Linked DNA regions of Homo sapiens: region 2 is linked to region 1. Evidence: read pairs that join two places in POLR2A ChIA-PET (ENCODE). Cell type or tissue: GM12878. All regions are shown on one strand. Links, peaks and the distances in the headings refer to the core of each region. The heading gives the core; the rest is flanking DNA. Region 1 has its middle 37 kb from the start of RNF216. Region 2 overlaps RNF216 (ring finger protein 216).

Region 1 (2,808 bases), core at 17-2,516:
GGAGACCGCTGGTTATTTCCCAATATCTGTTCTCTCCTTCTAATGCAATAGAGCCTTCAATTTTTAGCTAGGAGTTGCCCTCCCAGAATGGAGACTCCATTTTCCAGCCTTCTTTGTAGATGGAGGTGGCCACGTAACTGAGATCTGTTCAATGGGATATGAGCAGAAGTGACTTGTGCCTTTTCTGAATCAAGCTCTTAAAAGAAAGGGCATTTGGGCCGGGTATGGTGGCTCATGTCTGTAATCCCAGCACTTTGTGAAGCTAAGGGGGGCAGATCACTTGAGGTCAGGAGTTCGAGTCCAGCCTGGCCAACATGGTGAAACCCTGTTTCTGCTTAAAAATACAAAAATCAGCCAGACATGGTGGCAGGTGCTTGTAATCCCAGCTACTCAGGAGGCTGAAGCAGGAGAATTGCTTGACCCCAGGAGGTGGAGGTTGCAGTGAGTGGAGATCCCACCACTGCATTCTAGACTGGGCGACAGAGCGAGACTCCATCTCAAAAAAAAAAAAAAAAAAATTGGGGTGGGGGGCATTCTGTCCCTTCCTTTTCCCCTCTTACTGCTGGCTGAAATACAGACCTGGCCATCTTGAACCATACCTGCTCTAGGGATGGTAGAGCAGTTTTTTTGTTTTGTTTTGTTTTGTTTTGAGACAGTGTCTTGCTCTGTTACCCAGACTGGAGCGCAGTGACATGATCATGGCTCGTTGTAGTGCTTTGACGTCCTAGTCTCAAGCAGTCCTCCCATCTCAGCCTCTGCAGTAGCTGGGAGTACAGGTGCATGCCAGCATGCCCGGCTAATTTTAAAAAAATTTTGATACGGAATCTTGCTCTGTCGCCCAGGCTGGAGTGCAGGGGCACGAACTCGGCTCACTGCAAGCTCCGCCTTCCAGGTTTACGCCATTTTTCTGCCTCAGCCTCCCGAGTAGCTGGGGCTATAGGCGCCTGCCACCACGCCTGACTAATTTTTTGTATTTTTATTAGAGACGGGGTTTGACCATGTTAGCCAGGATGGTCTCGATCTCCTGACCTCGTGAGCTGCCCGTCTCAGCCTCCCAAAGTGCTGGGATTACAGGCATGAGAAAAACGTTTTTTAGAGATGATGTCTTGCCATGTTGCCCAGGCTGATCTTGAACTGGGCTCAATCAATCCTCCCACTGTAGCCTCCCAAAGTGCTGGGATTACAGGTATGAACCACCAGGCCCAGCTAGAGCACTCATTTGGGAGTCTAGTTTTCTGACTTCTTTGGAGCCACATGGATTTTTTTTTATGAGAAATAATCACTGGTGATTTCTTTTTTATTTTTTTGAGATAGTCTCACTCTGTTGCCCAGGCTGGGGATTAGTGGCATGATCTTGGCTTACTGCAACTTCTACCTTCTGGGTTCAAGCAGTCCTCCTGCCTTAGCCTTCCAAGTAGCTAGGACTACAGGTGTGTACCACCACACCTGGCAAATTTTTTTTTTTTTTTTGAGACAGAATCTTGCTCTGTTGCCAGGCTGGAGTGCAGTAGTGCATTCTTGGCTCACTGCAACCTCTGCCTCCTGGGTTCAAGCGATTCTCCTGCCTCAGCCTCCCGAGTAGCTGGGACTACAGGTGCGCACCACCCTGCCCAGCTAATTTTTGCATTTTTAGTAGAGACGGGATTTCACCATGTCGGCCATGATGGTCTTGATCTCTTGACCTCAGGATCCACCTGCCTTGGCCTCCCAAAGTGCTGGGATTACAAGCATGAGCCACCACTACAGGCCATTTTTGTATTTTTTAGTAGAGACAGGGTTTTGCCATGTTGCCCAGGCTGGTCTCGAACTCCTGGCCTCAAGTGATCCGCCCACGTCAACCTTCCAAAATGCTGGGATTACAGATATGAGCCACCACGTTCGGCTTTATCAGTAATTTTTAGGGCACTTTTATTTTGGGAACTCTATTACAGCAGTTTTATCCATGTCCTAAATTACATAGTTGCATATATTTTTAGCTCTCATTTTGTAATTAGAATTACAATGTTCACCTTCCCTTTCATTTTATAGGAGTTTTCATGTTATCTTGATATTAGAAGATGATAGCTGTAAGAGTTTTATTTTCTCTCTTACTAGGGAAGAGAGGAAAAAATAATAAACAAATTTTATCTTTGGAAAAATGAACAAGTGATAGACAAATCTCTGGTGACACTAATCAATATAAAAGAGAAACATTGTTGGAAAACTCTGTAGAAATAGATCTAGGAATTTAATTTTTTTTGTGTTACTGTTTCATAGTTTCATAGCAACCATGAATTTATTGGGAAGAAAAACATTTTCAACCATTTTTTTTTTTCTTTTTTTTTTTTTTTGAGAGGGGGTCTCGATTTGTTGCTCAAGCTGGAGGGCAGTGGCGCCATCTCCGCTCACTGCAACCTCTGCCTGCTGGGTTCAAGCAATTCTCCTGCCTCAGCTTTCCTAGTAGCTGGGATTACAGATGCCTGCCACCACACCCAGCTAATTTTTGTATTTTAGTAGAGACAGGGTTTCACCATGTTGGCCAGGCTGGTCTTGAACTCCTGACCTTGTGATCTGCCCGCCTTGGCCTCTCAAAGTCCTGGGATTACAGGCATGAGCCCCCTTCCCCAGCCTATTGTTACTTTTTTTTTTTTGAGACAGGGTTTTGCTCTGTTGGTCAGGTTGGAGTGCAGTGGCGTGATCATAGCTCACTGCAGCCTCAAGCTCCCAGGTTCAAGCGATCCTCGTACCTTGGCCTCCCAAAGTGCTGGATTACAGGTGGGAGCCACTGTACTAGCCTTTGTACCATAATAAAATAAAGTCAGCCCTTCA
Region 2 (2,808 bases), core at 108-2,607, 130 kb before region 1:
CACAGAGAATAGGGACGGGCATCACTTGTGTCTGGTGAGAAGGCTGGCTACTGCTAAGTTAAGGGCAAGATCCAGTAGGGGTCTTGTGGCGGGATGTGTGAAGACCAAGGCAGCAGCAAGTTGATTTGGTCTGGCAGTATCAGGTACTGGTCTGTGATGGTGGGACCAGTGTTTCCACAAGCTGGGCCTTCTTTTTTTTTTTTTTTTTTTTTTTTTTGAGATGGAGTCTCGCTCTGTCACCCAGGCTGGAGTGCAGTGGCGTGATCTTGGCTCACTGCAAGCTCCACCTTCCAGGTTCACGCCATTCTCCCACCTCAGCCTCCGGAGTAGTTAGGACTACAGGCACCCGCCACCACGCCCAGCTAATTTTTGTTTTTGTATTTTTAGTAGAGACGGGGTTTCACTGTGTTAGCCAGGATGGTCTCGATCTCCTGACCTCGTGACCCACCTGCCTTGGCCTCCCAAAGTCCTGGGATTACAGGTGCGAGCCACTGCGCCTGGCCCACAAGCTGGGCCTTCTAAGCCGAGCCTCTGCATTAAAACAAATGCTGATCTTTAGGCTCCTCTTGGAGTTTGTCAGCCCTGGCCTATTCCAGGAAGCACCAGCTGCTGGCTTCTCCTGGGCCTGGCCCCATGCAGTTCGATGTTCCCTGGGGTTGCTGGAAATCAAGTCTGGCTGATGTCAGGGGCAGTAAAGCCCATCCCATGTAGCCACGTAGCTTTCCCAGTTCCACTCAGGCTGTGGTGGCTGTCCCTTGCTAGTGAGAAAAAGGAACTTGACTGATACCTGAACAACACCCTAGCAGCAATTCCAGTGGGTGTTCAAGCAATGTCTTCTTCAAGGCACCTCACATATAGTTAGGAAAAACAAAACTTTACCTTTACAGAGTTCTTTCCTCTAGTAAACCAAATGACATGCCTCACATTTTTAAGGTGATGAAAAGAGAGGTCAGTAAAATTTTCCCCAAGAAGGAAAGGGTGCTTGGGAGTCCTGCATGGGGGGCTGGGGGTGGGGTGGGGTGTTAGTCTGTAGCTTTGTCACCCCACAGGCTTCAGGATGTGCAGGGGGTATCAGATTTGAGCAGTCTTTACACAGCATAGGTGGAGGGGTGAAGAGAGTGCCCAGGATTCTTGCTGATGGTGAGCCACGCTCTGGATGAAGGCAGCGTCTTGCCTGCCCTCAAGCCGCCATCTTGGGTCCTGGTGGCTCACTCTTTATTCTGCCTCTCTACCTCACTGGAGGCTCATGGCCTCCAGTGATTGGGCTGCCCATGTACAATGTCCACCACGGATGGGTGGGCATGGAGGTAGCTCCCCTGGCTGTGGTAGCTGGAGACAGTGAGCACGAACAAAACCATCTCCTCCTTTTTGCTCCAGAGCCTCTTGATCTCCTCCATCTTCAGAATTCCATGAATAAAACGTGATTAATGTCAGGAGGCCCCTTTCTGGGTCCATGCTCTGTTGGCCTGTGTTCTCTCCTCCTCCCCACAGAAGCCCTGGGATGGAAGCCAGGGTGTAAGGGAGGATTGTTGGGAGGGCAGGGCTATAGAAATTGTTCTGTTACTTTCCAAGACACTAAGGGATGCACACTAAACATTACAACTTTGAAAACAGCAAGCTACACGGTGAACTACATCAAGGCAAATTCTATTACTTTTTCCTCTTTCCTCAGCAAACTGAAAAGACAAAGCGGTGAGCTAAAAGTGAGAGGGGAGGGGGCATAGTGGAAAAGGAAGTAAAACACCAGAAGCCAACCTGACATCAGTCCTGGTCTCACCTCCTCTGCTCTCAAACTCCCAGCCACATGGCAAGTCACCAGCACTGCAGATGCCCATCTCAGTAGCTAAATCAAATTCATCTTGGGAAAAGAGCTTTAAATATTCAAAGCCCCATTAATCCTCATGCCTTGTAATTAAATATGTATGTTAAGAAGGCTGGACAAAAGCAAAACATTTTCAGTATGTGAATTCTTTATATTTGGAGCACTATAATGCATTTCTATGTACTGACCTTGTAGAAAACGATGTAAAAAATTCCGGCCGGGCGCGGTGGCTCACACCTGTAATCCCAGCAGTTTGGGAGGCTGAGGCGGACGGATCATCTGAGGTGAGGAGTTCGAGACTAGCATGGCCAACATGGTGAAACCCTGTCTCTACTAAAAATGCAAAAATTAGCCAGGCGTGGTGATGCACGTCTGTAATCCCAGCTATTCGGGAGGCTGAGGCAGGAGAATCGCTTGAATCCAGAAGGCAGAGGTTGCAGTGAGCCGAGATCATGCTGCTGCACTCCAGCCTGGGTTGACAGAGTATGACTCTGTTATTAAAAAAAAAAAAAAAAAAAAAAAATGGAGCGTGCTTCTCCAAACTCTCAAGAACACCACTGCTGCCACGTGGTTTCTGTGGGGGCTTCTGACACCTCTGTCAAAGAGCCCTTACCTGTTGCGGCCTCATTTGCTTCTCACAACCACCCTGAAGGGGGCTGGGACAGAAAACAGGATCCCCATTTCTCTGATGAGGAAAGTCAGAGTAAATGATGTGCGGACAGTCACACAGTGGTGGCTTAAGAGTCTGAATGTTATCTGTTCTCTGGTTAAGTGCTGCTTAACCATCAGTGCCTTTAGGAAAGCTGAGGCAGGGAAGCCAAATCTGTACAATGCACGCCAGTGTTCCTAAACTGATGTTCTAAATTGTGAGGCTCACTTAGAACTGCACTTGTCAACTATTTCTTTAAATACATGTGAGCTGGGTTTGGAAGATTTGTCAAACAAGCTTTCAAAGGTAGCGCTATTTGCGGCAATGACATATTACC

The links. ChIA-PET counts read pairs that join two places held together with the same protein. Peaks named below come from ENCODE experiments on the same cell type or tissue, not always from the same donor. Only the 100,000 strongest peaks of a DNase experiment are listed, where the experiment ranks them.
Region 2: POLR2A ChIA-PET joins it to region 1 with 10 read pairs; 2 of 35 experiments call an interaction of 5 or more read pairs at or near these places.

Annotation. Positions count from the first base shown.
Region 1 is chr7:5,817,735-5,820,542 of GRCh38, forward strand. No RefSeq gene overlaps it. Among named protein-coding and RNA genes, the nearest start is that of RNF216, 37 kb to the left of the region's middle. In GM12878, for the core only: no CTCF peak of the experiment used is centred there; no DNase peak of the experiment used is centred there.
Region 2 is chr7:5,683,904-5,686,711 of GRCh38, forward strand. The region is part of intron 13 of RNF216 (ring finger protein 216); the gene reads right to left. Among named protein-coding and RNA genes, the nearest start is that of RNF216-IT1, 4.8 kb to the left of the region's middle. RefSeq lists a silencer at 1,725-1,804. In GM12878, for the core only: no CTCF peak of the experiment used is centred there; no DNase peak of the experiment used is centred there; H3K27ac peaks cover 379 bases.